3 separate regions of the Homo sapiens genome follow, and all the other regions are linked to region 1. The links are chromatin loops, found by intact Hi-C in ENCODE. Cell type or tissue: endothelial cell of umbilical vein. All regions are shown on one strand. Links, peaks and the distances in the headings refer to the core of each region. The heading gives the core; the rest is flanking DNA.

Evidence for each region. Hi-C counts contacts between places; a loop is a spot of excess contacts. Peaks named below come from ENCODE experiments on the same cell type or tissue, not always from the same donor. Only the 100,000 strongest peaks of a DNase experiment are listed, where the experiment ranks them.
Region 2: a loop joins it to region 1, with 21 times the contacts of the local background. A loop is called at or near these places in 9 of 110 quality-filtered maps.
Region 3: a loop joins it to region 1, with 3.0 times the contacts of the local background. A loop is called at or near these places in 2 of 110 quality-filtered maps.

Annotation. Positions count from the first base shown.
Region 1 is chr13:81,013,259-81,024,354 of GRCh38, forward strand. It overlaps LINC00377 (long intergenic non-protein coding RNA 377), which reads left to right and starts at 5,133. Exons shown (of 4, transcript NR_125770.1): 1 at 5,133-5,202; 2 at 7,348-7,548. RefSeq lists enhancers at 3,024-3,525, 3,526-4,025. In endothelial cell of umbilical vein, for the core only: a CTCF peak has its summit at 4,509 (motif pointing left); a DNase peak (open chromatin) is centred at 4,473.
Region 2 is chr13:79,542,396-79,553,491 of GRCh38, forward strand. It overlaps NDFIP2 (Nedd4 family interacting protein 2), which reads left to right. Exons shown (of 8, transcript NM_019080.3): 5 at 1,163-1,287; 6 at 5,933-5,999; 7 at 8,622-8,727; 8 at 10,121-11,096. The coding sequence ends at 8,725. Among named protein-coding and RNA genes, the nearest start is that of LINC01068, 19 kb to the right of the region's middle. In endothelial cell of umbilical vein, for the core only: no CTCF peak of the experiment used is centred there; a DNase peak (open chromatin) is centred at 6,766.
Region 3 is chr13:79,968,405-79,979,500 of GRCh38, forward strand. No RefSeq gene overlaps it. Among named protein-coding and RNA genes, the nearest start is that of LINC01080, 37 kb to the right of the region's middle. In endothelial cell of umbilical vein, for the core only: a CTCF peak has its summit at 5,243 (motif pointing right); no DNase peak of the experiment used is centred there.

The DNA.
Region 1 (11,096 bases), core at 987-8,986:
AACATTTTAAGGTTGGTGATTTACACTTTAATCTTTCCTCTTAACACTGCTTTTGCTACGGCCCATAGATGTTGGTATGTTGTTTCTCTATTTATTTCAAATAATTTAATTTCTGCCTTATTTTGTCGTTCACCTAAAAGTCATTCGGGAGAAAGTTGTTTAATTTCCATGTAATTGTGTGATTTTTGAGATTTGTGATTTTTGGTATTGGTTTCTATGCTTATTCCACTCTGGTACAAGAGTATGGATGGCATGGATTTCATTTTTTTTTTTTTTTGTGGAAATTATTGAGGCTTGCTTTATGGGAAACTATGTGTTTGATCTTGGAGTATATTTTGTGTGCAGATGAGAATTTATATTCTGTGTCTGATAGGTGAAGTATTCTGTAGAAGTCTATTAGGTTCTGTTAGCCAAATGTTGAATATAAGTCCAAAATTTATTTGTTAATTTCTGCCTTGAAGATCTCTTTAACACTGTCAGTGGGGCACTGAAGTCCCTCGCCATTATTGTGTAGTTATGTATGTCTTGTTGTGGGTTTAGAAGTAATTACTTTATAAATCTGGGTGCTCCAATGTTGGACATGTATATATTTAGAATAGATAAGCCATCTTGTTAATTGAACACTTCATTATTACGTAATGCTATTCTTTATCCTTTTTTATTATTGGATTAAGGTCTGTTTTGTATGATATAGTCATAGTGACACCTGCTCATTTTTGTTTTCTTTTTCTTTTTTCTTTGAGATAGAGTTTCACTCTTGTTGCCCAGGCTGGAGTGCAATAGCATGGTCTCAGCTCACTGTAACCTCCACCTCCTGGGTTCAAGTAATTTTCCTGTGTCGGACTCCCAAGTAGCTGGGATTACAGGTGCCTGCCACACCCAACCAATTTTGTGTTTTTAGTAGAGATGGGGTGTCACCATGTTAGTCAGGTTGGTCTCAAACTCCTGACCTCAGGGGATCCACCCTCCTTGGCCTCCCAAACTGCTGGGATTACAGACGTGAGCCACCGCACCCTGCCTTGTTTTCTTTTTATGTGGTAGATTTTTTTCTCACTGTTTACATCAACCCATGTGATACAGGTCTTTTGAAAATAGAAGATGGATGGGTCTTGTATTTGTATCCATCCTGCCACTCTGTGCCTTTTAAATGGAGGCATTTAGACTGTTTAAATTCAAGGTTAATATTGATATGTGAAGTTTTAATCCTATCATGAAGTTGTTAGCTGGTTCCTCTGTAGTTTCTACTGTGTCATTGCTTCATAGGGTCTGTGGGCTATGTTTTTTAGTATGGTTTTGTGATAGCAGGTTTCATTCTTTTATTTTGACATTTAGAACTCCCTTAAGGATCTATTGTAAGGCTTTTTTATTGGTAACTAATTCCCTTAGCCCTTGCTTGTTGGGAAAAGCAACAAAGCAAATAATCAAATTTCTCTTTTGATTATGAAGTTTAGTTTGGTAGGATATAAAAATTCTTGGATGAAATTTTTCTTAAAGAATGGTAAAAATAGACCCCTAATCCTTCCTGGATTGTAAGATATCTACTGATAAATCCACTGTTAGCCTGTTGGGCTTCCCTTTATACATGATCTAACCTTTTTCCCCTGGCTGCCTTTAAGAATTTTTCTTTAACATTGACTTTGGAGAGTCTGATGACTATATACCTTTGGTGATGTTTGTTTTCTACACTATCTTGCAGTTATTCTCTGGATTTCTTGCATCTAGATACCAACCTCCCTAGGAAGAGTAGGAAATTTTTTTTTGAATTATTTGTTCACATTATTTGTTTGTCTCCTTCTCTTTTGGCAATACCAAATAATTTTTAGGTTTGCTTACTTTGAATTATCCCAAATTTCTCAAAGACTTTGTATATTTCTAAAAATTGTTTTAAAAATTTTTGTCTGATTATATTTGTTAAAAAGACTGGTCTTCAAGCTCTTAAATTATTTCTTTTTCTTGGCCTGACTGTATTAGTTAGAAAGACTTGTCTTCAAGCACTTAAATTGTTTCTTTTTCTTGGTCCAGTCTAAATTGCTAAAGCTCTCAATTGTATTTTGAAATTCCTTAAGTGAGTTTTTCAATTCCAGATGCTCAGATTTATTTCCTTTTAGAATGTTTATCTGTTTCATCATTTACTAGATTGCTTTAGAAGTTTCATCATGTTGATTTTCTTTGTGTTGTCTTGGATCTTTTTGAGCTTCCTTGCAATCCATGCTTCAAATTTTTATCTATAATTTCTCAGTTTCCATTTTGATTACATTGCTGGAGAGCTCTTTCCATCCTTTGGTGTGTCATTACATTTAGATTTTTCATGGTGCCCAAATTCTTGTGCTGTTTCCTTCTCATCTGGGGACATTAACATTTACAATTTTGTAATTATTTTCATACAGGTGAATATTTTATTTTTGTTTTATTCCCTATATATTTTTTTTCTTTTCCTTTCCCTCTTCACTATAGGGTGTGACTCTTGAGAGTACTGAGCAGGGTCTTTTGGCTTTGTTTCTATAGCCCTATGCACGTCTGTCACTAGGTTTTATACTGGGCTGTGCAGTTTGACCTACAAGCCAGTAGATGGTACTTACAGGTAACAGCCAGCTGCAGCCAATGTGGCTGAGTATATACTTGATCTTGTTACTGAGATAATCTCTCTGTTTCCTCAGGAAATGGGCTGATTCATGAAGTACACAGTGGTCTTAGCTCCCTGCTTAGTCTTGGGGGACTGGGGCCAAGATAGGCAGGGCTGGCCTAGGCAGGTTCACCTACAGGTCCCCCAATTGCCAGCATAAGCACCAAAACTGAGGAAGAATTCAGTGGGTGGCCACCAAGCACCCACAAATATGTCTAAATGTGGATTTAGGAAGCCTTTCTGGCCCCAGGTTCTCTGCATTGGGATGGTGGCTGGTCTAAACTCCTAATTTTAGAACAGTGGGTGCTCCAGATGCCTGGAGATCTCCCTGTATATCAAGCATGGAGTCCCCTCCATGCACCAGGATTTCTGCACAGGAAGTGTGGGGTAGCTCAGGCCACTATTTGAGGCAAACAGGTGCTCTAGATGCCTAGAGATGGGCCTGGGTTGGAGTAGAGAGGGCTTCTATGCAAGAAGATTTCTGCATAGGAAGAGTAGGGTGAGAGAGACTGCCAATCCCAGTGAGCAGATGTTCTGAATGCCTGGATCTCTGCCTGGGCTTAGAGCAGAAAGAACCTCACTGCACCATGATGTAAGCCCAGGAAGAATGGGGTATATGAGACTGATGAACCAGTTGAATGATTACTCCAAATACCTGGAGATCTGCCTGGGCATGAAGCAGAAAGTTCCTCCCTGCACCATGATCTATGTCTAGGAAGAGTGGAGAAGGTAAGGCTGTCATCCAGGCAAGCAAGTGCTCTAGATGGCTGGAGGTATGCCTGGACATGGAACAGAGAGAATCCCACTCACCACGATCTACATCTAGGAAGGGTGGGGCGAGTTGGGCTGCTAATACAGCTGAGTGGTTGCTTCAAATGCCTGGAGATCTGTCTAAGCATGGAGCAGAGAGGGCCCCACTATACCTTGATTTATGTCCAGGAAGAGTGGGGCACCTCAGGCTGATGGTCTAGGCAAATGATGCTCCAAATGCCTGAATTTCAGCCTGAGGTTAGAGCAGAGAGGATCTTGATGCACCACTATTTCAGGGGAGCAGGCTGGTAAACCCAGTAATAGCACATGCAGACCAGGTCAGCACAAGCTGACCCTGGTGGCAAGTCTTGCCCAGGCAAAATTGCAGCTGTAGCAGCTCCCTTTTGCCCTAGGTTTCTGATGTGGGAAAGCACAATTCAAAGACATGTTTCATGTTATTTTATCTGTTCTTATAATACTATATTTTATTCTATATTGAATAAGAATGAAAATAGTAAATAATGACTCAATGTAGTATCAATTAAATATTGTAATTAAAATGCTTACACAAGTGATTGACAAAAACAGACACTAAATAAATATTGGCAATTGTTATTTGGTGGGTCCTCACTGAATTTTCAACTTTTGTTCTTTCCTCTAGGTCAGTCTTGTTTGCATTTTGTTTCAAACTGGGTTAACCTAGCAGTAGTGTGCTATTCATTTGAGAACGTAGAAAATAGGAATACACATTCAGTACGAATAATTCCTAATCCTAAACACAGAAATGTAAGATAAATTATACTACATAAACACCACAAGTCATGCCAAACACAGACTTATTTTTGTTCACTGTCGTGACACTAGGGAGACATCTGACTCTTTAGCTCTGTGACACTGACATTTCCGGCTTAGAATTCATTTCCGTTAAAAATCATCTTAATATCATTTAAAATAATATGCTGTGACTTTTGGGATCTGCAAAATTATTACCGGTTAAATATAAAAGCAAGTCCATAAAAATACAAAATAAAATGAATATTGTTTTTACCTGGCAATCCTTTGTGTCTCCACGGCATGTAATTTAGAAGAGGAGGACATGTTCTAACAGAAGGAAAGGGTGCCCTCTAGTGTTTTAGTTAAAAGTGAACAATTAGCTAACATACCTCTCAAACTTATATTTATTAGATTCTCAACTGAAAATAGTCTCTAGAGTAAAGATTAGACTAAAAAAAAATAAAGCTACTAGTAGTATAAGGTGTTAGGAAAACATATGGTATTTATGATGCATTCTTCTTGAGCTTAAACATAGAAAAGTGTAGAATGAAAGATTAAGTCAATCTATCATGTTCTCCTTTTCCATCACCTAATAAATTACAGTTACTCTATCTGTGGAGTTTGCCTCAAGCTTGGAATTGCTAAACATTTATGATAATATTGCAGCTGTCATTGTCCAAAAATACATAGATATGAACATTTTTGTCACAAAATGTTGACTGTATACATTTCCTTCAAACTGATTTTTTCAATATTTTTAGTAATAATTTTAGCCAGATTAGATTAAAACACAATATAAATTACTTTTTATATATTTAAAATACTTCACTAAATATTTTATGCATTTCTATGTCCTATTTTATTAGAATTAATAATAATATAATGTATTGTCAATTTTCTCCCTAAATTGAATATATTTCTCTACAGTTTTCTCAAGAGGGATTTGCAGAGACAGGATGCTATGAAATTACCTCTCCCATGCCCTCCACAGTACTAAGACTGAGGTACCTGTCTACATCAAAAGATGAGTACTACAATGCAGATGACTTAGCCAGGTGATTCTTTACCTTTACACCATCTCCTATTATAAGCTGAATTGTCCCCTTCCCCAAATTCATATATTGAGTTTCTAACATTCAGCTCCTCATTTAAAGACAAGATTTTTTAAAAGGTGATTAAAGTAAAATGAGGTCACTGATGTGGGCCTAATCCAATAGGACTGATATTCTTAGAAGAAAAAAGATTAAGACACAGACAGAAGAAAGACCATGTAAAGGCACAAGGAGAAGACAGCCATTTACAAGCCAAGAAGAGAGGTCTCTGAAAAACCAACCCTGCTGGCACCTTGCTCTTGGACTTCTGGCCTCCAGATTTATGAGGAAGTAAATTTCTGTTGTTCAAGCAACCTGAATTGGTTTACTTTCAAATGGCAGCCCCAACAAACTGATAGGTCCGCAGAGTTCTTTTTCTTTCCACGATGTAAACATTTTAAATTCATTTTTTTCAGAAAGCATTACTTCCACCTCAATTTTGAGTTCCAGTAAACAAAACTTAAACATCAAATGGTGATAAACAGTATAAACTTGCATCTAATACATGATAAACAAATATTAGCAATAACTTTTATTAGCTGGGCCAATGGCTTGCTCTTTCTCCGTCATTAAAGTGTCCCCAGTATATCCTCTTTTCTCCTGTTTTCTTCAAAGCCAGACAAATTGGCTCCACTTTCCAGCAAAACAGTGGGTCCATCTGTCAGTAGAGTACAAAAAGAACAGAAAATTCCGTACCTCTAACTATATTAATCCATAGCTACATGCAATTTGCACAATCTCAGTGTGCACATATAATAACTCATATCTTACTTTCACTTATATCTATAAATCATGGTGTCAGGGGAAGCAGACACGAGTAAACCAAAACAGATAAAGATATGTACTCACACATAAATTAAAATTCAAAAATAACTTTTTGATTAAATAGTTCATAATTTGGAAACCTCTTTACTCAGTTTTGATTGTAAAACATAGGGATATCTCAAATAAATTGAGATCTCTATCATTCTCCTATTCATTTGTCATATTTTCAAAACAAAATTATTGAACACCTAATCTCTGCTTCACATTAGTAAATAAAAATAGATAAGTCAAGGAATTAGCATTGGGTTGGTCTTAGAGAAAAGCAAAAGAAGTGTAGTACTTGGTCAGGTAACTCTCTGATGTAAAATGTATTTTCCCCCTGTGTGTTTATCTCTCTCTCTGTATGTGTATTTCCCTAACTAGTTGTAGCCATAACATTAGGTAACATGTATAAAATGCTTAGGAAAGCTCCTGGCACAAATTAAGTATTTAATAAACCAAGATAGTTAACTAATTAGCCTATTTAAATTCCAGTTTCTACATCCATGAAAAGAAGAAAAATATATTTATTTGATGCGGATGTTGTCGGGATTGAATGAGATAATGCATGTAGCCCAAATTTTACATATACAGTTTAATTAATATTAACCCCACCCCCTAAAAAACTGCATATGATATGAACACAGGATGATTTCCACAAATTATGTTAACATCAACTGAAAAATTATTCATTTAATTCTCTTATGCAGTTGATAAACTCTGAAGTCTCAAATATACTTTGAATATAAACAACACTGATTTATCAAGCTTTCTGATTATCCTATGGGATGAGATCCATATCTAATCCTTTAGAAAAGTGAAACTTTGAAAAAGTGTCTAGTTAGTGGTGAAACGGTATTTTGACAAGACAAATTATTTCTTTTTTTGAGGTAAATTTTAATGCTGAATCAGTAGATTTATTGCACTGATTTTTTATTAGTAAAATTATTACATTCAAACTCATGCACAGAGTATTTTACTGAATGACATTCTGTAGTAAGACCTGTTATGAATATTGCCGAGAGACACAGAGTATAATTCCTACTTGAAACTTAAATTATAAAACTCTCAAGGATCTTCTCAAATAACATTGAATAAATCCATGCTGTGTCATTGGAAGGGAAATACTTCCAAAGTATGTTACACTGATTGTCACTGTTAAACATTTTTTTATTTGTGTGTATGTGTAACGGTTGCTTTAAAACTAATTTCAGAATAAATGAAAACCAATACAAAGAATGCTAATCACGAACTTACTTTTACCTTAAAAGTTTTCACAGTTTTTTTTCTCTTTTTTTTTTCAAGTTGGCTGACTAGGGATGTTGGATGCCAGGTCTCCTCAGAAAGATCAAAGTTACAGGTGAATGCCCATGATTTAAATGGAAATCTGAGGGAATGAAGCAAGGACCTGTTGGAGCACCCATGGGAAGAACCTGGGGCACAAAAGAGGAAAGCAGCAAGAGACTGACAGAGATTGTCTCCCTAGAAACCTGGACCACGAAAAGGGTAAGTCATGGCTTCTCTTGTCTCCTCACCTGTGTGACAATCTGATGTTCTCCGAAGTGTTGGGGAGCCCCTCTGCCCTCACAATCCAGACAAGGATGTCAGTGGTGATTTGGGACCTTGCTAAGGACAATAAATTGGGTGGTCAGTTCATGCAGGTATGCCCATAATCCCCTCAGACCCAAATTGAAATGGTAGGTGCCACACTGGTTTTACATGCACTGTTCTCCCCAGGGGACTTCAGCCCTTAGGTCGCCACATCACCAGATACCCCACAAATATAGCCCATGACCTGCTTGGTCTTTGGCAACCATATGGTACCAGCAGATCCTTGAGGAGCTGTGGGTTCCTTAAAGATCTAGCCCTCAGTGTGGGCTGCCCTTAGGTAAGAGGGGAGCACAGCCCTCCAACCTGCCCTTGGGACAAAGGAAACATGGACATGGAGTCAATTGATGAAGGGGGTGGCATTGACTGCTAGAAATAGAAATGAGAAAGAGGTTATCTCCTGTTGCCCCCATCCACTGTTGCAGACACAACAGAGCGAAGGATAGGACCCATCTCCTGCTCTTTACATAAGGCAGTAGCATTCTGTCAATAAAGGGCAGACAAATCACAGAGCTGTCTGTCTGCTCTGGACCCAGGACTTAGCCCCGAACCCTGTTTTGTAGTAGCCACCAGAAGGGCATTTCTTTGGTTCTTGGCTACAGAAAGGAGGCAGAAGTTAATGATTATATGAACTAAAGGTCACAAACCCTGCAACGGGGCCCTGATATGAAAGCAGAGCATGTTCCTCCTTGCCCAGGATAAGTAGCTAGTGCAACACCTCAACCCTGACCCCGAGATCTCAGCATACCCCAACATGCTGATTCCCTCCTTCTCTTATTAGGGTAGTTCCTCCCCTCAATTATCAGGGTCCTGGAGAGTGGGTGGCTCTTACTCTTAAGTGAAACTTACTGCGTGGAATACTGAACTGTACCACCAAATAAAAAGCTGCTGTCTGAAGGGCCCAGTGCTAGTGAATGAGATAAGTTTTATGAGACCTGTGTACTCTCAGCCCTGTGGAAGATAGTGTATCAGCTCATATGTCCAATACATCACTACAGCGAGCAGCATGTGAGAAAACCACAACAGAGAGGGTATCCACAACCAAGAAACCTATATAGAGACTTGGCCCCCTGAAAGCACCCAAAAATGAAGCCAAATAATCATATGCAATACACATCACAGTCATATCCTCAAGGGAAAAAAGAATAAGACATAAAAATTCCATTCAAATGATAGCAAATTACACAAAAAATAAAAGCAACTGCTGCTTCAGATGAGAAGGAATCAGTGTGAAGACACTAGCAGAACAAAAAACCTGAGTGTTGACATCTCTGAAGGAAGACACTAATTCTTCAACAAAGGATCCTAACCAAAATGAAAATTCTAAAATGACAGATACAGAATCCAATAGGAAGCACAATGAGATTCAAGAAAAAATTGAAAATCAAAGCAAAGAAACCGGAAAAATGATTCAGGATATAAAAGAAGAGATTGCTATATTTAATTGAAAAACAAGTAGAAATTCTGGAATTGGAAAATTTACTAAAGAAATTTCAAAATATAGTTGGAAGCTTTACTAAGACTAGACCAAGCAGAAGAAAAATTTTCAGACCTTGAAGATCTGTTTTTTGAATTAACCTAGTCAGACAAAAATAAAGAAAAAAATTGTTTTTAAATAAATAAAACTTTAGAGAAATATGGGATTACCTAAGTTGACCAAAGCTTATAAAGCATTCTTGAGAGAGAAGAAAAAGTAAGCAAATTGAAAAAATGTGTATTTGAGAGAATAATTCAGGAAAATTTCCCTAGTCTTCCCAGAGAGGTAGACACCCAGATACAAGAAATTTAGAGAACACCTGTAAGATAATGTACAAGAAAAACTTCACCAAGACATATGGTCATCAGACTATCAAAGTCAACACTAAAAAAAAAAAAAAATTCTTAAAGGCAGTTAGATAAAAGGGTCAAATCACCTATAAAGGTACACCCATCAAACTAACAGTGGATTTCTCAGCAGAAACCTTACATGCCAGAAGAGATTGTGAGCCTACTTTTAGCCTCCTTAAAGAAAAATAATTCCAGCCAAAATTTTATATCCTGCCAAACTATGCTTAATAAATAAATGAGTAATCAAGTCATTCCCACACAAGGAAATGCTAAGGGCAATTGTCACAACGAGACTGGTCCTACAAAAAATGCTCAGAGTAGTTCTAAATATGGAAGTGAAAAGATGATACTTGCTACAATAAAAGCACTCATAAATACAAAGTACACATACCCTATAAAGCAAATACACTATTGAGACTACAAAGCAACTACCTAAAAACACTATGACAGGAACAAAACCTCACATGTCAATATTAACTTTGAATGTAAATGGCCTAAATGCTCCACTTAAAAGATGTAGATTGGCAAATTGGATAAAAATAAAAACCCAACCATCTGCTGCCCTCAAAGGACCCTTAATGAATAATGACACCCACAGGCTCAAAGTAAGAGAAAAATATGTTATGCAAATGGAAAACCAAAAAGACCAGGCATTGTTATTGTTTTACTATATAAAACATACTTTAAATCAACAACAGTAAAACAAAACAAAACAAAACGTAACAAAACAAATTAAAGAAGGGCATTATATAATGATAAAGGGGTTAATTCAACAAGAACATTTAACTATCTTAAATATATACACAGCCATCACCAGAGCACACAGATTTATTAAAGAAACAGTACTAGACCTAAGAAAAAGAGATAGATAGCTATATACTATAGTGTGGGAATTCAACACCCCAGTGACAACACTAAACAGATCTTTGAAGTAGAAAACTAACAAAGAAACTCCGGATATAAATTAAACTCTTGAGCAAATTGACCTAATATATATCTATAGAACATTCTACTCACCAACTGCAGAATATACATTTTTCTCATCTGTGCATGAAACATTCTCCAAAATTGACCATATACTTGGTCACAAAGCAAGTCTCAATAAATTCAAAGGAATCAAAATCATATCAAGTATTTTCTTAGACAACAGTGTAAAAAATAGAAATCAATACAAAGAGGAACTCTCAAAACTACACAAGGACATGGAAAATAAACAGGTTGCTCCTGACTGATTTTTGGGTAAACAACAAAATTAAGGCAGAAATCAGAAAAAAAAATTGAAACAAATGAAAATATATACACAGCATCTACACAGTAACCCCTGGGATACAGCGAAAGCAACGTTAAGAGGAATGTGTATAGTGCTAAATGTCTATATTAAGAAGCTGGAAAGATCTCACATTAACACAAAAAAATTAACATTGCACTTCAAGGAACTAGAGAAACAAGAACAAACCAAAGCCAAAGGTAACACAAGAAAATAAATAACAAAGATCAGGGCAGAACTTAATGAAATCGGAACCAAATAAATCATATGATGTATCAACAAAATGTAAAGTTGGTTTTTTGAAAAGGTGGTGGAATTGGGTGATCTGAAAGAGGAGATGTAGTCAGCCAAC
Region 2 (11,096 bases), core at 2,164-10,163, 1.5 Mb before region 1:
CTTCCAAAGTGGCTGTACTATTTTGCATTCCCACCAGCAATGAATGAGAGTTCCTGTTGCTCTGTGTCCTTGCCCGTATTTGGTGTTGATGGTTTTTTTGTGTTGTTCTGTTTTTTGTTTTTTTTTTCAGACATTCTAATAGTTTGGTGATGGTATCTTATTGTGGTTTAATTTTTATTTCCCTAACAATTGATGTTAAGCATCTTTATTCAGTTTATTCTTTTGAGCACCTACCATATACAAGTCAAAAAGTTACAGTTTTTAAAGGGGTTATCTGGACACTACACATCTTGACACATCTTGGAAAACAAAACATTGATGTCTTATTCTGTCCACAAAAAGCTGTTTTTTATATAGCTTTTACATGACATTACATAGCATAAGTAAATTCAGAAAAGGAACATCTAAGAATTGTAATTACAGCTGAGGAAACCCATAAAGTATTTGTCAAGTATTCAATTTTATTGTTTTGTTTACCTTTTTTTTCCTTTTTTTTTTTGAGCCGGAGTCTTGCTCTGTTGCCCACATTCCAGTGCAGTGGCGTGATCTTGGCCCACTGCAACCTCTACCTCCCAGGTTCAAGCAATTCTCCTGCCTCAGCTTCCCAAGTAGCTGGGATTACAGGTGCCCACCACCACACCCGGCTAATTTTTATATTTTTAGTAGAGACAGGGTTTCACCATGTTGGCCAGGCTGGTCTCGAACTCCTGACCTCAGCTGATCCCCCTGCCTTGGCCTCCCAAAGTGCTGGGATTACAGGCATGAGCCACTGTGCCTGGCCTGCTTTACCTTTTTTAAAAAGCCAATTTTGTTGGCTGATTGCTTAGGCTGGACTTCTTGGGTGGAACCACATGTGAGATACATTGTGATCTGGTTTTAAGCTAGTTTATAACTGCAGTTACAACCATTAATGATAAGCTTTCAGGAATGGATTCCTGTTGGCCAAACTGACAAGAAACCAAGCTTACCCATTTGTTGATATACAGTATAGCAAATAAGCCATTTGCAAAAAGTAGGCTATAGTCTATAAAGAAGGCTTAATTGGCAGAGTTAAAAGAAAGGGAGCTGCTGTTTCCATTGAGCCATGAAATATTATTAATATGTCTATGTTAATTTGTTTCCAAATTGTGGTTTATAAAAGAACGGTTTCTGTTGCTTTTAGTGGCATTTATTTTCAACTGGCTTGGATTTTGTTTATCCTTCTGTATCACCAATACCATAGCTGGAAGGTATGGTGCTATCTGCGGATTTGGCCTTTCCTTGATCAAATGGATCCTTATTGTCAGGGTGAGTGTCTTGATAGCCTGTATCTCTTTTATCTCTAAAATGAGATGTATGAAATTTTCTGTGTGGTTCATAAATGGTCACTTTATTTTCATGAATTCAGTTATTTCAAGGCTTATTCTTAAATCCTATACTTAATCATTATAGTGAGCTCTGTGGTATGAACACTTTATAACTTTATCATATGAGAAGTTGTTAATATAGTGGAAAGAACTTTGAAATAATAAAAATTTAAGTTTGAATCTCATCTTTTTTATATGTCTTAACTTTATTTAATTGTTCTGAGCATTAGTTTCTTTATAATAGGCTGATAATAGCTGCCTTGTAGGATTTTTATGAGGTATGGAAATAATGTAATTAAAGTACCTTATCCAGTTACTGCACAAATATATGTGCTCAGTAAATCATGGCTACTATTATTGTGATATAGTGCAGGTATGCCTAAATTAAGTTAAAACATAAAAATTTCTCGTTTAGTCACATTATCATGACCTTAAATATCTTCTCACTGTTTTCTTTTGAAAACATTGAGAGCTCAAAAGTGAAGGCCTGTGAAGTGGTTATCAGAACTCTTTTTTTCCCTCATGCTTCTTCTAACCTTCCTTATTTTCCTGTTGTTCCCTGAAGTCACCCCCTGCCTTCTTATAATTTACAAGATAGTGCGTAGGGAGACAAGTTCCCCATCTTAACAACTTTTCTAGTCTCCAGATAGTTTTCTGTAAAAATTGCATAGGCATTAGTGTTGTTCGCATAATCATCCCCCAGCCTTTTGAAGGCCTCTTTTGACTTCTTTTTACAAATGTTTCTTCCTAGTTTTTTTTTTTTTTAACTGTAAGATCTAGGAGAATGATCAAGAGTGCTTTACTTACTGTTGTAATAAGTCTTTTGAAAAATTACCTACACATTTTAAATGCTGTTATACAATTAATAAATTAAAATACATACATTCTACATTTAAACATTGATTTCTAATTGAATGAGCTAAATCCTCCTAAAATTTTTAGTAGAATCATAGATCAAATATATTAGCTTCTCTTAAATGTTCACTTTAATAATATATATTATGAAGTTGATTTAAAAGTACCCACTATGAAAATATTAATGTTTATGGATGTAATGCATTTCTTCATTATTTTAAAACTTATAGCTTTCCAGGGTTTCAGTAATCCATAGGTTTTGATTATTAATCAGTTAATTCTTGGTTGGGACCTATGGACTGGTTTCTTCTAAGATAGTTAAAATTTGAGCCATCATTAGAACTATCCCCTGACAATTTCTTGTTTTAATTTTATTGCAAAAGATGTACAGTGGGTTCCTAACACAAGTATAAATCTATTAGCTGTTACAGAACATACAAAGATAAAGGCACAGTCCCTTCCCTTATAGAAATTATTATTAAAAAAACCTCAAAGTTGGGCCTAGATAAGTCCAATGTTGATTATGATACTAATAGAATTAAGCACTATTATTCAAATGGGATTTCTCATCTAAATCACAGAACATAGAAAATGATATGAGGACTGTTTTCTCAATTCTCCCTGTTAGTAAATTGCTAGTATCATTCTAGATGTGTAAGAAAGAAGTTAATGCATCTTATACAACTTATGTCCTTAAAGTATTACAGCTTAATTTTCTCATAAGAACCTCAGGTTGAGAAGGGATTAGATTATCTAGTTATCACCTCTAGTTGATGTGATAAGATGGGGAACTTAAATTCAAAGACTAGAGTTTCTTACAGTTTTGTAAGGTAAATACTGTCATCAAGTTTGATCACCAGGACTGTTTAGTTTCCCTTAAAATACTTTTACTGAGTTAGAGTTAATGTTATGCCTTTAGTGTGTACTAAGAAGTGTTATAAGAAAAGGACTTAAAAAAATCTTTTGTATAAAATAACAATAACTGCCATTCATTTAACCCTTAGTGTATGCCAGGCATAATTTGTTACAAGCAACGAATTTTCAAACTTTAACTGTATCTCTGATGCTGGTGATGATCTAGCCATTTTATTGGTGATGAAACTAAGAATAAAAAGAGTCAAATAATTTGCTCAAGGTCCCACAGTTGTTTTTTTTGTGGAGACGGGGTCTCACTCTGTCGCCCAGGCTGGAGTGCAGTGGTGCCATCTTGGCTCACTGCAACCTCCGCCTCCCGGGTTCAAGCAATTCTCCTGCCTCATCCTCCAAGTAGCTGGGACCATGGGCACATGCCTCCACGCCTGGCTAATTTTTTGTATTTTTGTAGAGACAGGGTTTCACCGCGTTGCCCAGGCTGATCTCAAGCTCAGGCAATCTGCCTGCCTTGGCCTCCCAAAGTGCTAGGATTACAGGCGTGAGCCACCGCGCCAGGCCAGTCTCACAGTTTTTAATGTGAATTGACATCTACCTTGGTCTCAATTCATTGCCTATTTTCCTATTTCTGTACTGCCTCTGTTACACTGTACTTTGACTTTTACTATAATGCTCCAAGTAAAACATTCCTCTTAGAGTTTAGTGCTGAGAGAAAAGTTTTCTCCTAAAAACCTGGTGTTCCCTTTCATTAGACAATAAGTAATTTATAAATCATACTGCCGCTGTCCATTTTGTATCTGAGCTGCGATGAACCTCGGATTTTGTGTAAATATCTTTAGCCTAGCCTTCTGATACTACTTCTATCTAAGGTTTTTTATTATGTGGTTAAAAATACATATGTGTTTTATTAAAAACTAACAAAGTACATTTTGAAAGTAGACAGGATGTAAACAATGAAATAGTGATGTTACATTAATATAATAAAATCAGATGAATTCATAATGTTCATTAATTTATTTTCCAAAATTTGATTTCTCTAGCCTGTGACTGGCCAATCAACATGATTGGTTTACTTATATGAAAAAAACAACAGTTGGCTTAGGCTTATGATTTTAGTATTTTAAAACATTTTTGCTAACACAGTAATGAGTCCAAAAGCATTTCTTTATCCTTTTTACATAGCAAATCCTTCTCTTTGACATCAGGGTGAAGGTAATTATATTTTTCACTAGGGAGTAAATAAGAACTAGTTTTATGGTAAACATTTTTGGTGAAGAATGACTGTTCTTGATGTTCAGGTTACCTGTTACTGGGTAACACGCAGAAATTTAAAAAATGTATTGCCTTTGTTCTTTATTCTTTTTTGTTCTTACAGCCTTTAAGACCTATATGAAAATGTTGTATTTCTAACTGTTAATCACTTGACTAAAAAATAGTATAGTACCATCCTGTATAAGCTGTATCTTTTCAATTTCAAGTCCCTCCTTCATTGTACATATATTTTAAAGATGTAGGTGTACATGGGATTTATGTTTTTAGTAGTACTTTGAAATTTTAAATCTCTGAAATTACTATAAATTTTAAAAAATTACTATAAAATTTAAAATATGAAATTACTATAAATACTGAAATTACTATAAATGGTTTATTTATTAATTGGAAATACTTCCTGAGAAAATACTTAAAAGGCTATAAAAAACAGACTTAGATAATCTTTATTTGATATGCTTACTAAATGATAACATTATTTACAATTTGTAAGCATTTTTTATTTTTGCCACAGCCTAGGATTTTTAAGCTTATATAGAAATTACCAACAAATAATTGGAAATCTTTACTTATAAAGTTACAAATACTTTTAGTTAGTATTAGATTTGAGAGCAAGTCTGCATTTAGTGGAATCATTTTTAGTTACATCAGATTCAGTTTGCAGACCAGTGGAAACAGGGTGGGTAAACACAAGCTAATTTTTAACAGTTTTAGAGTAGGTTATATTAAACACTTTTTAAAAAGTAATCATTTGAGGCATTGTTTTAGGTGCTAAAGTTATCTGAAGTAACTGAAGAAAATTAGATTGATTTTTTAAAAAACCTTTTAAAATTAATGAAGTGTGATGTCTAGAGTCTAATCAAGGAAAGGATAACTGTGTCCAATATCATCAAATTCTGCCTTCCATCTGCCTGTTCATATTCCCACACCACGGAGAATATAAAACTGTCTACCATGGCCACTAATAGGAACTGTTGAAATGCCACTTTAAGGTTCATTTAGCTGTTCTCAGCTCTCTGTTGGGAACTGAATGCTAGAGCATCTAGTTTGAAAATAAAAAGACTCTAATGGGGGTCTTTATGCACCTAGTATTTTTGGCAGTGATTAACAGTAGGGGGTGTACAGAAGGTCAAAAGCTCTTCTTTTGGAGGTCAGCAGAACACCCCCATCTGATAAGATTAAACTAATGTGGCTTTTGGTGTTAATATCTGAAGCAGCGGGTTGCTGTAGTGTGTTTGGGATGGTAGTTGTGGTTTTGAGAGATTATGAAAAAAGGACTGACGTGAAATTTCTAATAAGAAAATGTGTGATTCAGACATACAGCATTTACTGTTTCTTGCGGGGAGTTTGAAACTGGTTTTTGTTTCTAAAAATACTCCAATTTTTTTTTTGCTATTGCATAAGATGATTTTTTCTCAAATAATTTATATATGTGTATGCTGTGTATGCCATTAAGTGTTTTTATTTTTCCTTTGTGCCATTTTTAAGTGTTAAAGATTATTTGAAGTAAATCATTATGAAACTGAAGATAATTTATGATTTTCAAATTCAGGTGTATGAATTCGGTTAATATATTTATGTTCACTCCATAGTTTTCTGATTATTTTACTGGATATTTCAATGGACAGTATTGGCTTTGGTGGATATTTCTTGTACTTGGTAAGTTTATTCTTAATGCATTTAGTTTAACTTGGATATTTCCAAAAACTGTAAGATGTAAATAAACTGTGTTGCAATTTATGTGGAAATTATTTTTCTTCTGTAAAATTCTCATATTCAAACACATCATCTCACGTTTTTAAACTATTCTATATAGCACTACAGATTTCTTAGATTTAAAATCCAGAGGCTATCAGTGTAAAGAGTCAGTGGCGGGATGATAATTGAATGCTAAAAAATTTTAAAATAACAACGTGATAAAAAATTGTCTTTAGCATTTATCTCAGAAAACATACACAAATGACTTCTTTTAATGATCTTAGGAAATTTGAGAGTTGGATAGTTTGGTTGTTCTATCTGTTCTCTTATTTTTTGATCATGGAAACATTCTTTATGCTTTTGAAATGTGCCTTGAATTAATCATTAATCAGCCAGGCATAAGGAAAGGCTTTATGCCTAATGATCACAGTGCTTCTGTTGAGTTGTCTTCCTATAAGACGTGTCTTTTTATTAATATTGATGGAATTTTATGGATTTTCAATTTTTGTTCCCTTTTGTTTTTTACCTTCAATGTGAGATAATTAAGTTAATCATTAAATCACATTATATCTTTAATCCACATTTCAGATGTATTTGCTGACATAAGGAATACCTTTTGTTTCTAGTTAAGAGTAAAAGCCCATGTTTCACTCAGAATTTTACCAGAAAATAACAGCATTTCAGTAGGTGGCAGTCTTCTCTCTGAGTTTTTATTTAGTCATACTGTTGGATCTTTAGGATCTTTTGGGAAACAAATTATTGTTAGTCAGATAAGGTCACTTAATTCTTTAATAGCTATATTGAAATTATTTTAGTGTTGTGACTTTGTTGAGATGCATCTGGAGGTGAAGCCAGTTTTATATTATGTGTTCTAACTGCCTGAATGCCGTGTTCTTTATTGAGTTTCTTACCTAAAAGTGAGAAGGTTTATAAAGTCTATTAAGTATTTAAGCATATTAAATGAGTACATTTGTGTGTATATATATATTATTTAGAGATTGGAGGAATCTTAAGGAGGTTAGTGTGGGGCAGAGTAGAATACAGAGGACAATGCCAGTTCCACTTCAGAGCCATAATCTAGTGTTTATTTATTTAGGGGAATGTGAAAATGTAATCAGTGATAAAAATGTTGCTCTCACATATGCTGAAAAGAATGTTGAGCACTTTGTAGAATGCTGAGAAACAGTAGCCACTGAGCGATTGGTTTTTAGGTATGAACTGGGTGGCTTCTTTTAGAAAATGCCTGAGAAGTAAAATGTGTGTTAGAAAACAGCAGCTTTAGAGACAAAGGAAGGGATCCCACAAATAAGTTGGTTTACATTTTTCAATAATATTTTTACATTTGGATAACAGTATTATTATCTTTGAACAGCATCTGGAAGGGCATGAGGGTGGAATTCAGAAGGAGTCCCAAAAGGAGGGAGTTAGGATATGGGAAGCAGATGCGATTGGGTTTAGCTGTAATTTATACCATTTAAGTCATCATTTGTATCTCTCTTCTGTCTTTCCTCTCCAATTTACTACACACATGCTTCTTGTTTTTAGTGATTTGATTACTGTCTTGCAGTTGGGGTACAAATTTAGTTTGAGACTTCATATTTTAAATTCACAAACTCCTTTTCCTCCTGGTGAGGAAAGTCATACACATACAGTAGATATCTTCTGTTTTTGTTTTTGGATCCCCCCCACCCTGTTTTCCTGGTTAAAAATTTGCTGGAGTTAATAAATGTTTCCCTAAGAATCATATGCTTAAGTATTTCAAAGGCTTATACTAGTAATGGTAATGTTTTATACTTATCTAATATTTTTTATGTGAAACTTTAGAGAATTTTACAGGTATTGCTTTTTAAATTATTAAATATATTTGTGGTTGTTATTTTAAAATACTACTTTACAAAGGAGAAAACTGAGGTAGATATAAGATGTATCCCAAATAATCTAAATCATTAGAGTGACTGTCTTCCAAGTTGTCTTTTCTAACTCATCTTAATTTTTTATTATAAGTTAGTTTTTTATTATTACTTCAAAATAAGAACTCATAATTAAAAATATGTACATAATGCACGTATCTTCAAATACAGATTTCACAGATGACAGGCACTTGATATTACTATACAGGCTTATTGTTTTTTTCCTCATAATTGTTAGTAACCTCATGTATATATTTCCTTTTTATCTACTTTATATAAATAAATATGTCTTAGTTCACCCAGTAGTTATATTAATTGAAAAGATTGAGCCCATGGGTTCAATGGGGTTTTTATGAGTTGAATCAGTTTAAGTGCGTCAGGTAACTTTACTATTGAAGAAAATCACTTAAATGTATATTTTTATGTAATTCTGGATTTTTATAGCTAGATTTGCTTTAATTTTGGTACATCTAGGCTTAACAAATTGAAAAATTGTATTTCCTTGTGACAGAGTTTATCCTTATAGTGTAAAATATATTACAGAAATGAATGGAAGTCTGCAAGTAAAATTCCTTAAGCCAAGAGGATCTTGTTTATAATTGTCTACTTTAAATTTATCTTGCCCTTTTCTGTATAAAAACATAGTATATCCATATTATTTCAACCTTCTCAGGCCTGCTCCTTTTCTTCAGAGGATTTGTTAATTATCTAAAAGTCAGAAACATGTCTGAAAGTATGGCAGCTGCTCATAGAACAAGGTATTTCTTCTTATTGTAGAGGTAAGAAATATTAATCTGTGAACTCTGCCTATTCCCTTTATGTATTCAAATTTGCCAGATACATATTAAATGCCTAATGTGTATTCATGATTTTTACTGTTAGCATATTTAATATTTTTTAATACTGCTAACAGTCAGCTTATTGAAATTTGATAAGTCATAGACCTTTTTAGATAACTTTTAGATTTTTAAAATTGAATTTCATAAATTTTAATTTTTAAAATACATAGCGAGTGAACTGAAATTTTGAATCAGACTTTTAAAACTTCTCTTTAAAGATTAACCATAGAATGTATATGAAGTAACCACCAGCACAAAATTTGAAGGCTTGAAAAAACAAAATATGACATAGTACTTAGACCGAAGGAATGAGCATTTTTGTCTAAAACAATATGAAATTCACATAGACATCTGGTGGAGAAAAAAATCTGATTGAAAAACAATTTGTCTTGCAGTCCTTTTAACAGTCTGGATTAAGGAATAAAAGTCATGTGAAGAAAATAGTTCTGTTATTGTTTTCTTAATGTGTGCTGATTTTTTATCAACTATGAAGGCTACAACTTGAATAAGTAGGAATATGAAGAAATGAGTAGAAGTTGTCTTACTGGTTATCCAGTGAATTTCTGGAGGTCGTGGGTATAGTAATAGTATTTATTTATTGTTCAGCGGGAGTATCTTCACATAAAGTAACCTCATACTCCCTATTCTACTTTTTAAAGCAAGTACCATGTACTTTATACCTATAAATAAGGTAAACTTATAAAGCATTTGAACTCTATTACCAAAATGTCTACTAGTACTTAACTTCTGAATGCAGGACTATAAGGAACAAAGTGTTTCAAGTTTATTAAGTATTCTTTTTTCAAATAAATAAACTGCATGCTTTGTGATTTGGTTGCTTACATTTTATCATTTATATAAGTTATACATAAGCTTATATAATTTACTTATTTCTGCTAGAGTACTATGAATACATTTGTATTTCTAGATCATGTTAAAGTATCATTTTAAGTGTTCTACTAAAGTCTCCCCCAACCACTCCCAAAGAAGTCGCTTTTTTATTTTAACAAGCAAAATATCTTTGCAGACACTGGCATTAAGAATTTGTCAGTATTAATAATAAGATTAAAAGGCAAAGTAATTTTGCTGTTTTACTAATTTGTGTGATTGTCTTCTATGCATTTTGAAGAGTCTAAAATACAATGCAAATATTTTCTAGATGAAAATCTGCTATAGAAGCCTTACACTTTAGAATGTATTCTGATATGTAGACTTTAATGAAGAGAATATTATATACTTAATATAATTCTTCTATAAAATGTGTTGTATTATACTATGATTTAGATAAAGACAACTTAATACATTTTAAGACTAATTCCTTCTTTGTCTCCAGACTGCATCAACCCGACATTCCTTTCTTATACCAATGTGAAATTTCCAGATCATCTGTAAACCTACAACTTTAATAGAAGACTACTAATAACAGAAGACAAATTAGTGAAGAAAAGACGGAGTTTCGAAATTGAATGGCAGGGTGGTTTTTGCTTACAAGCCATTTCTGTTCATTCTTTAAGTATCTATATTTCATTTGTTTTGCACATATGCATATGTGCCCATTTAAGATATTTGCATATACTTGATAGAAACCATAAAGTTGTAGCAGTTAAGTCCAGTCACATTTGGTTAATCAGTGTTTGATATAATTGAAAGAGTTGAGTGGATAAACAGTCTTCCAGCTTGTAAATGCCATTGACTTCTGACCTGACATTTAGTATAATAAAAATGAAATTCTTAACCATGTCAAATGATTTAGTTTCTGGCTCTTAGACTCATCTGGCAGTTCTACACATGAAACATCTTTTGTTATATAAGGTGTATTGAAACCTGCAGTGCTGATTATTAGAAAGGATTTGTCAGATTTTTGAACATGATATTTACATTATTATTTAGGAAAACTCTTCCTGTAAATAACCATGCATAACTTACTTTCTGCAATGTTTTCTTAGAAATTGTGTCCAGATAGCTTTCACTAATTTTAAATTAAGTGAACTAAATATATATGTGTATATGTATACACATATATATACACACACACATATATATATTTAGAAACGTGAGTGTTAAAGATAGAATTTGTTTTAGGACAAATTTTAAGAAAATGTGGGAATACCAAATGTCCTTTATAAGAAAAATAAATTTTATTTTAAGGGACATACTAGTTTTAGGGATTTTCAGATGGGAAGCTGCATTTTTAGGATTGCCCATCTTAAGAGATCTTGCAGGAAGAGATTGTATTAGATATTATATTTATTTCATTTAAGATAATTTTCAAAGTTAATTTTCTAAATAAGATAATTCTCATTTGTGTT
Region 3 (11,096 bases), core at 1,061-9,060, 1.0 Mb before region 1:
GTCTCACTGTGTTTTGATTTTTAGTTTTTTTGGGACAGGGTCTCTCTGTGTCATCCAGGCTGGAGTGCAGTGTCATGATCGTGGCTCACTGCAGCCTCAATTTCCTGAGCTCAAGTGATCCTCCCACCATAGCCTCCTGAGTAGCTGGGACCACAGGCATGCATCACCATGCCTGCCTAATTTTTTAACTTTGGTTTTGTAGAGATGGGTGTCTCCTTATATTTTATTTTAAATTTTATTATAGATTCAGGGAGTACGTGTGCAGGTTTGTAACATGGATATATTGCATAATGCTGGAGTTTGCGCTTCTACTGAACCCCAAATAGTAAATATAGTAGCCAATAGATTGTTTTTCAACCCTCACCCACTCCCTTATACTCCTCTTTTGGAATCATCAGTGTCTATTATTTCTATCTTTAAGTCCATTGTGTCCCATTGTTTAACTCTTACTTATAAGTGAGAACACACGATATTTGAATATCAGTTTCTGAGTTATTTCACTAATGGGCTTCCAGTTCCCTTCATGCTGCTGCAAAAGACATGATTTCATTCCTTTTTATAGCTGTGTAGTATTCCATGGTGTATATATACCATATTTTCTTCATCCAATAATCCACTGATGTGTGCTTAGGTTGATTCCATGACTTTGTTATTGTGAATAGTGCTGTGATAAACATATGAATGCAGGTGTCTTTTTTATATAATGATTTATTTTCCTTTGGGTAGATACCCAGTAGTGGGATTCGCAGGTCAAATGATAGTTCTATTTTTAGTTCTTTGAGAAATCCCCATACTCTTTTCCACAGGGCTTAGCCTAATCTACATTCCAGCGTGTAAGCGTTTCCTTTCCTCCACATCCTAGCTGACACCTGTTATGTTTTGACTTTTTAATAACACCCATTCTAACTGGCATGAGATGGTACTTTCTTGTGGTTTTAATTTGCATTTTTCTGATGATTAGTGATGTTGAGCATTTTTTAATATGTTTCTTGGCTGTTTGTATGTCTTCTTTTGAGAAGTGTCTGTTTATGTCCTTTGCCTACTTTTTAAAAAAACTTTTATTTTAAGTTCAGGGGTACATGTGCTGGATGTACAGATTTGTTACATAGGTAAATGTGTCATAGAGGTTTGTTGTACAGATTATTTCATCATCCAGGTATTAAGCCTAGTATCTGTTATTTTTCTTGATCCTCTCCCTCCTCCCACCCTCCGCCCTCCAGTAGGCCCCAGTGTGTGTTGTTTCCATCTAAGTGTCCATGTGTTCTCATTATTTAGCTCCCACTTGTAAGTGAGAACATGCAATATTTGGTTTTCTCTTCCTGCATTAGTTTGCTAAGGATAATGACCTCCAGCTCCATTCAAGGACATGAAGTCTTTTTTTTATTGCTGCATAGTATTCTATGGTGTATATTTACCACAATTTCTTTATCCATCTATCATTGATGGGCATTTAGGTTTATTCCATGTCTTTGCTATTGTGAATAGTGCTACAGTGAACATACATGTGCATGTGTCTTTATAAGAAAACAATTTATATTTCTTTGTCTATACCCAGTAATGGGATTGTTGGGTCTAATGGTATTTCTGTCTGTAGGTTTGAGGAATTGCTACACCGTCTTTCACAATGGTTGGACTAATTTACACTCCCACCAACAGTGTAAAAGCATTCATTTTTCTCCACAACCTCACCAGCTTCTGTTATTTTTTGACTTTTTAATAATAGACATTCTGACTGGTGTGAGATAGTATATCATTGTGGTTTTGATTTGCATTTCTCCAATGATCAGTGATGTTGAGCTTTTCTCATATGATTCTTGCTTTGCCTACTTTTTAATGGGTTTATTTGACTTTGGCTTTGTATTAGTTTTCACACTGCTATAGTGACATACCGAAGACTGGGTAATTTATAAAGAAAAGAATTTTAATTGACTCACAGTTCTGCAGGGGTGGGAAGGCCTCAGGAAACTTGCAATCATGGCAGAAGGGGAAGAGACATATCTTACATGGTGGCAGGTGCGAGAGAGAGAGGCAAGCAAAAGAGGAAGAGCCCTTTATAAAACCATCAAATCTTGTGAGAACTCATTCACTATCATGAGACAGCATGGGGGAAACGACCCCCATGATTTAATTACCTCCACCTGGTTTCTCCCTAGCCACATGGGAATTATGGAGATTATAATTCAAGATGAGATTTGGATGGGGACACAAAGCCTAACCCTGTAATAAAACTCAGTTGATTGTGATGAATCATCTTTTTAATGTGCTGCTGGGTTTTTGTTTCTAGTATTTTGCTGAGGATTTTTGCATCTATGTTTATCAGGAATATTTTGCTGTAGTTTTCTCTTTATGGCCTTGCCAGATTTTGGTATCAGGATGATAACGTTTTCATGGAATGAGTTATGGAGGAATCTGTTCTCAATTTTTTGAAATTGTTGCAGTAAGATTGGTACTCGCTATTCTTTTTATGTCTGGTAGAATTTGGCTATGAATCCTTCTAGGCCTGGGCTTTTTTTTTTTGGTTGGTTGATTTTTTTTATTACTGATTCAATTTCTTAACTCACTATAGGTCTGTTCTGGATTTCAATTTCTTCCTGGTTCAGTCTTCAGTGGTTGTATCTTTCCAGGAATTCATTCGTTTACTCTATGTTTTCTAGTTTGTGCTCATAGAGATGTTCATAGTAGTCCCTAAGGATCTTTTGTATTTCTGTGGAATGAGTTTTAATGACACCTTTATCATTTCTGGTTCTGCTTGTTTGAATGTTGGTTTTTCAGTTCCTTTAGATGCAATATTAAGTTGTTAATTTAATATCTTTCTATATTGTAGATGTAGGCATCTAGTGCTGTAATCTCCTCTTAGCTACTTTTGCTGTATTCCAGAGGTTTTGGTATGTTGTGTCTCTGTTTCCATTGGTTTTTAAAAAATGTTGATTTCTGCCATAATTTTTGTTTACTCAAACGTTATTCAGGAGCAAACTGTTTAATTTCCATGTACTTGTGTGGTTTTGAGAGTTCCTCTTGGTGTTGATTTCTAATTTTATTCTACTGTGGTCTGAGACGATGCTTGATATGATTTCAATGTTTTGACATTATTAAGACTTGCTTTCTGACCAAGCATATGGTCTATTTTAGAGAATGTTCCATGCACAGCTGAGAAATATGTATAGTCTGCATTGGTAGGTGGAATGTTCCATAGGTGTCTATTATGTCCATTTGGTCAAGAGTACAATTTATGTCCTCAGTTTATTAGTTTTCTGCCTTAATGATCCGTCTAGTGCTGTCAGTAGGGTGTTGAAGTCCTCAACTATTATTGTATGCTTATCTCTTTTTTTAAAGTCTAGTAGTATTTGTTTTATAAATCTGGGTGCTCTGATGTTGGGTGCATACTCAGGATATTCCTGAGTTATTCACTCAGATATGTTTTCTATATTTGGATAGTTAAATCTTCTTGTTGAATTGAATCTTTTATAATTGTATAATGCCATTTTTTTGTATTTTTTTTCCACTGGTTTTGGTTTAAAGTCTGTTTTATCCGATAAAAGAATAGCAATCCCTGCTCTTTTTTTTTGTTTTCAATATGCATGATAGATCTTCCTCCATCCCTTTGCTTTGATCTTGTAGGTATTATTATATATGAAATGGGTCTTTTAAAGGAAGTAGATAATTGGATCATTTTTAAAAATCCATTTTGTCAATCTATGTCTTTTAAGCGAAGTATTTAGGTCATTATATTCAAGGTTAATATTGATATGTGAAGTCATAGTGTTGTCAGCTAGTTGCTTTGTAGTCTCAATTGTGTAATTGCTTTATAGGATCTGTAAACTTTGTACTTATGTGTGCTTTTATGGTTGGTAAGTATTGTCCTTTTGGTGTTATTTAGAGCTCCTTTGAGCATTTCTTGTGGAACTGGTCTGGTAGTGATAAATTCCCTTGGCAGTTGCTTGCCTGGGAAAGACTTTATTTCTCCTTCATTTATGAAGCTTAGTTTGGCAGGATATAAAATTCTTGGCTAATTTTCTTTTTGTTTAAGACGGCTAAAAATAGGCCTCCAATCTCTTCTGGCTTGTAAGGTCTCTGCTTAAAAGTTTGCTGTTAGTGGGATGAGATTTCTTTTGTAGGTAATCTGGCCCTTTTCTCTAGTTATCTTTAAGATTTTTTCTTCAGCATTGACCTTGGATAATCTCATTACTTTTTGCCTTGGGGATGGTCATTTTGTATAGTGTCTTGCAGGTGTTCTCTGAATTTCTTGTATCTGGATGTTGAACTCTCTAGCAAGAATAGGGAAATTTTCCTGAATTATTCCTTCAAATATGTTTTCCAAGTTGCTTATTTTTTCTTCTCTTTCAAGAATGCCAGTAAGTCATAGGTTTGGTCATTTTACATAATCTCATATTTCTCAAAAGCTTTGTTCATTTCTTAAAATTATTTTTTCTTTATTTTTGTCTGACTGGGTTAATTTGAAAGGTTGGTCTTCAAGCTCTGAAATTCTTTCTTCTGCTTGATCTAGTCTATTGTTTCAGCTTCCAATTATATTTTGAAGTTCTTTAGTGAATATTTTTCAATTTCAAAGTTCTATTTGCTTTTTTTAAAATATAGCTATCTTGTGTTTCATATCCAGAATCATTTTTTTCTGGTTTCTTTGTTTCTATTTTCAACTTTCTCTTGGATTTTGTTGAGTTTCTTTGTCATCTACATTTTGAATTCTTTATCAAAATGTAGATTTCAGTTTATTTCAGACTTTTCATTTTGGTTAGGACACATTGCTAGAGAGCTAGTGCAATCCTTTGGAGCTGTCAAGACAACTTGTCTTTTTGTATTGCTGAAGTTCAAGCACTGATTCCCTTTCATCTAAGGGAGCTGTTATTTCTTATTTTTGAATTTGCTATTCTTTGAATGGGACTTTTAAAATTTTTATTCTTTTTTCCCTTGAGAATATGACTGTGTTGTATGTTACGTATGATTGGTTTAATTTCTGGGTGCTTTCATGGGGTCAAAGCTCTGTATGGGTTCCTTGGTTGTGGATAGCTTCTATGTGGTGGCTTTCTCAGATGTTGCTTGTTGTAGTGATGTATTGGACATAAGAGCCAACATGCTGTCTCGTGCATGGCTGAGGATGTGGAGGTCTCAGAAAGCTTATCTCATCCACTAAGCACTAAGCCCTTCTGGCAGATTTTTTTTTTTTTTATTTAGTGGTGCAGTTTAGCCTCCAGTCCAGTAGGTGGTGCTTAAGAGTAAGAGCCAACTCAGGAAAACTAATAATGAGTGGAAGTTCCCACCCCGATGGGAGTGGTCAGAGGAGACTGTGTTGGAGTGCACTGAGGTCTCTGGGGATGGTGCAGGGAGGGGCGCACCAGTTCCTATCCTGAGCCCACAGGAACACAATCTGTTTCCTTTTCACACCTTTGTCACAGGGCTCATGACCTTCAGCTCATTTAGACTTTGAACATTTGGTTCCATGCCATAGTGTGGCTGCAGGCCTTGTATACACCCCTCCGGTGGCCACCACCAAAATGGGCCCCAGGCAGAGCCTCTTCATCCAGTCCTCGGTGGACAACTCTGTGGCTTGTCTGCTCTTTGTTGCTAGGATGTTGCTGCTCTGTGTTTCTGTGTAGGGAGGTAGTTGACCCCTGCTCTTCCTGCAAGCCCAAGTAGTGCAGGCTCACTTTTAACAGGGGTGAAGCTATTGACAAAAGCACAAAAAGTGCATTCTCCAAATACACATTCACCTGCCCCCAGGAGAGAGAACCTCTATTGCTTTGGCAACAGTGAGGGGAGGCAGTGAGGAGATGACAATTTTCCATGTCTATTCCTGGCATCTGGTGCTGCCCTTTTCAGTGAATGGCATGATTAGCACTGCATCCATATTTTTTTTTTGTCCCAAGGGGAGCTTTGGTGAGCTGCACACCCCTCTCACTTAGGGGTGACCCCCATTGAGGGTAAGATCTCCAGGTGTCCTGTACCTCCCAGTGACCTGCTGGTCCCCTGTATTTTGCCACAGTCAGAGAAGGCTGTGGGGTAGGTTTGTGAGGGATCTGGTGGTGCAGTGACTCAGGAGAAGAGATTGCCTGGGCAGGGCAGTGGCCTACCAGTATGGTGCCTGACTTCTCCTTTCTGGCCTTAGGGGAGTGCAGTTATGCTTGTGTGAGGTGACCACCTGGTTCTGTGTCCCTGGGAAGTTCTTAAGTTGCTGCCAACAGTGTTATCCAGGGTTATCAGGGCAGGGGGTTACCCTAACAGTTTAGGAGTCAACAGGTGGTTGTAGGGGTGAAGGGAGCAGAGACACACTGCGACCTACCCTTTCTGTGGGGCTTCGAGTTCCTCAGGGGGTTATTCTCTGCCAGATTCTTTCTGCTTTTCTTTTCTGCACCCCAGCTTCTTTCCATCAGGACTCCAACAGGTTCCGGCTCTCTTCCCTTAGTTTTCCGTTCAAGCCATGTCCATTCACCAGTAGCTGTGGTCTTCTTTTTGAGGAGAAGTGACATCTTATGCTCCTAGGCTAGTCAGCCATCTGAAAAAAGAAGCCCCAAGGACTCTTCCAAGATGGCCGAATAGGAACAGCTCCGGTCTGCAGCTCTCAGTGAGATTGATGCAGAAGAAGGGTGATTTCTGCATTTCCAACTGAGTTACCTGGTTCATCTCACTGGGACTGGTTGGACAGTGGGTGCAGCCCACAGAGGGCAAGCCAAAGCAGGGCTGGGCATCACCTGACCCAGGAAGCACAAGGGTCAGGGGATTTCCCTTTTCTAGCCAAGGGAAGCCATGAGAGACTATACTGGGAGGAAGGGTACACACCTACCCAAATACTGCACTTTTCCCACAGTCTTCACAACTGGCAGACCAGGAGATTCCCTCCAGTGCCTGGCTTGGCAGGTCCCATGCCCACGGAGCCCAGCAAGCTAAGATCCATTAGCTTGTAATTCTCGCTGCTAGTACAGCAATCTGAGATCCACCTGGAATGCTGGAGCTTGGTGGGGGGAGGGGTGTCCACCATTGCTGAGGCTTGAGTAGGCAGTTTTATACTCACAGTGTAAACAAAGCTGCTGGGAAGCTCAAACTGGGTGGTGCCCACGGCAGCTCAGCAAGGCCAACTGTCTCTCTCGATTCCACCTCTGTGGGCAGGGCATATCTGAACAAAAGGCAACAGCCCAGTCAGGGACTTATAGATAAAACCCTCATCTCCCTGGGTCAGAGCACCTGGGGGAAGGGGCGACTGTGGGCACAACTTCTAGACTTAAACATCCCTGCCTCACAGCTCTGAAGGGAGCAGTGGTTCTCACAGCATGGTGTTTGAGCTCTGATAATGGACAGGATGCCTCCTCAAATGGGTCCCTGACCCCCGTGTTGCCTCCCAGTAGGGGCCGACAGAAACCTCATACAGGAGAGCTCTGGGTGGCATCTGGCAGCTGCCCCTCTGGGACGAAGCTTCCAGAGGAAGGATCAGGCAGCAATACTTACTTTTCTGCAGTCTCTGCTGGAGATACTCAGTCAAACATTATCTGGAATGGACCTCCAGCAAACTCCAACAGACCTGCAGCTGAGGGGCCCGACTGTTAGAACAAAAACTAACAAACAGGAATAGCATCAACATCAACAAAAAGGACATTCATGCCAAAACTCCATTCATAGGTCACCAACATCAAAGACCAAAGGTAGAAAAAAACTACAAAGATGGGGAGAAACCAGAGCAGAAAGGCTGAAAATTCCAAAAACCAGAATGTACCTTCTCTTCCAAAGGATCACAACTCCTCACCAGCAAGGGAACAAAACAGGATGGAGAATGAGTTTGACTAGCTGACAGAAGTAGGCTTCAGAAGGTGTGTAATAACAAACTTCTCCAAGCTAAAAGAGCATATTCTAACCCACTGCAAGGAAACTAAAAACGTTGAAAAAAGGTTAGATGAATGGCTAACCAGTGTAGAGAAGAACATAAATGACCTGATGAAGCTGAAAAACACAGCACAAGAATTTCATGAAAAATACACAAGCTTTAATAGCCAATTTGATCAAGCAGAAGAAAGGATATCAGTGATTAAAGATCAAATTGATGAAATAAAGCAAGAAGACAAGATTAGAGAAAAAAAGAGTGAAAAGAAATGAACAAAGCCTCCAAGAAATATGGGACTATGTGGAAAGACCAAATCTATATTTGATTGGTGTACCTGAAAGTGGTGGGGAGAATGGAACCAAGTTAGAAACCACTTTAAAATATTATGTAGGAGAACTACCCCAACCTAGCAAGCAGGCCAACATTCAAATTCAGGAAATACAGAGAGCACCATAAAGATATTCCTCAAGAAGAGCAACCCAAGACACATAATAGTCAGATTCACCAAGGTTGAAATGAAGGAAAAAATGTTAAGGGCAGCCAGATAAAGGTTGGGTTACCCACAAAAGGAAGCCCATCAGACTAATAGCAGATCTCTCAGCAGAAACCCTACAAGCCAGAAGAGAGTGGGGACCAATATTCAACATTCTGAAAGAAAAGAATTTTCAACCAAGAATTTCATATCCAGCCAAACTAAGCTTCGTAAGTGAAGGAGAAATAAAATCCTTTACAGACAAGCAAATGCTGAGAGATTTTGTCACCACCAGCCCTGCTTTACAGGAGCTCCTGAAGGAAGCACTAAACATGGAAAGAAACGACCGGTACTAGCCAGTGCAAAAACATGCCAAATTGTAAAGACCATCGATGCTATGAAGAAACCGCATCAATTAATGGGCAAAATAACCAGCTAACATCATAATGACAGGATCAGATTCACACATAACAATATTAACCTTAAATGCAAATGGGCTAAATGCCCCAATTAAAAGGAACAGACTGGCAAATTGGTTAAAGAGTCAAGACACATAGTGTGCTGTATTCAGCACATTCCAATCAGTGTGCTATATTCAGGAGAAGTGTCTCATGTGTAAAGACACACATAGGCTCAAAATATTAACCTTAAATGTAAATGGGCTAAATGACCCAATTAAAACACACAGACTGGCAAATTGGATAAAGAGTCAAGACCCATCAGTGTGCCGTATTCAGCACATTCCAATCAGTGTGCTGTGTTCAGGAGGCGCATCTCAAGTGCAAAGACACACATAGGCTCAAAATAAAGAGATGGAGGAAGATCTAACAAGCAAATGGAAAATTAAAAAAAAGGCAGCAGTTGCAATCCTAGTCTCTGATAAAACAGACTTTAAACCAACAAAGATCAAAAGAGACAAAGAAGGCCATTAAATAATCTTAAAAGGGATCAATTCAGCAAGAAGAGCTAACTATCCTAAATATATATTCACCCAATACAGAAGCACCCAAATTCATAAAGCAAGTTCTTACAGACCTACAAAGAGACTTAGACTCCCACACAATAATAATTGGAGACTTTAACACCCCACTGTAAATATTAGACAGATCAACAAGACAGAAAATTAACAAAGATATCCAGGACTTGAACTCAGCTCTGGACCAAGTGGACCTAATAGACATCTACAGAGCTCTCCAGCCCAAATCAACAGAATAGACATTCTTCTCAGTACCACATTGCACTTACTCTAAAATTGCCCACATAATTGGAAGTAAAACACTCCTCAGCAAATGTAAAAGAACAGGAATCACAACAAATTGTCTCTCAGACCACAGTGCAATCAAATTAGAACTCAGGATTAAGAAACTCACTCAAAACCAAACAACTATATGGAAACTGAACAACCTGTTCCTAAATGACTACTGTGTAAATGACAAAATTAAGGCAGAAATAAAGATATTCATTGAAACCAATGAGGATAAAGACACAACATACCAGAATCTCTGGGACACATTTAAAGCAGTGTGTAGAGGAAAAGTTATAGCACTAAATTCCCACAAGAGAAAGCAGGAAAGATCTAAATTCAACACCCTAACATCACAATTAAAAGAACTAGAGAAGCAAGAGCAAACAAATTCCAAAGCCAGCAGAAGACAAGAAATAACTAAGATCAGAGCAGAACTGAAGGAGATAGAGACATGAAAAAACTTTCAAAAAATCAATGAATCCAGGAGCTGGTTTTTTTTTTTGAAAGATCAACAAAATAGACCACTAGCAAGGCTAACAAAGAAGAAAAGAGAGAAGAATCAAACAGACGCAATAAAAAATGATAAAGGGGATATCACCATTGATCCCACATAAATACAAACTACCATCAGAGAATACTATAAACACCTCTATGCAAATAAACTAGAAAATCTCGAAGAAATGGATAAATTCTCAGACACATACACCCTCCCAAGACTAAACCAGGAAGAAGTCAAATATCTGAATAGACCAATAACAGGTTCTGAAATTGAGGCAATAATTAATAGCTTATCAACCAATAAAAGCCCAGGGCCAGATGGATTCACAGCCAAATTCTATGAGAGGTACAAAGAGGAGCTGGTACCATTCCTTCTGAAACTATTCCAATCAATAGAGAGAGAGGGAATCCTCCCTAACTAATTTAATGAGGCCAGCATCATCCTGATACCAAAGCCAGGCAAAGACACAACAAAAAAAGAGAATTTTAGACCAATATCCCTCATGAACATCGAAGCAAATATCCTCAATAAAATACTAGCAAAATGAATCCAGCAGCACATCAAAAAGCTTATCCACCACAATCAAGTTGGCTTCATCCCTGGGATGCAAGGCTGGTTCAACCTATGCAAATCAATAAACATAACCCATCATATAAACAGAACCAATGACAAAAACCACATGATTATCTCAATAGATGGAGAAAAGGCCTTCAACAAAATTCAACAGGTCTTCATGCTAAAAAGCTCTCAAAAACTAGGTATTAATGGAACATATCTCAAAATAATAAGAGCTATTTATGACAAACCCACAGACAATATCATACTGAATGGGCAAAAACTGGAAGCAGTCCCTTTGAAAACTGGCACAAGACAAGGATGTCCTCTCTCAGCACTCCTATTCAACATAGTATTGGAAGTTCTGGCCAGGGAATCAGGCAAAAGAAAGAAATAAAGGGTATTCAAGTAGGAAAAGGGGAAGTCAAATTGTCTCTGTTTGCAGATGACATGATTGTATATTTAGAAAACCCCATCGTCTCAGCCCAAAATCTCCTTAAGC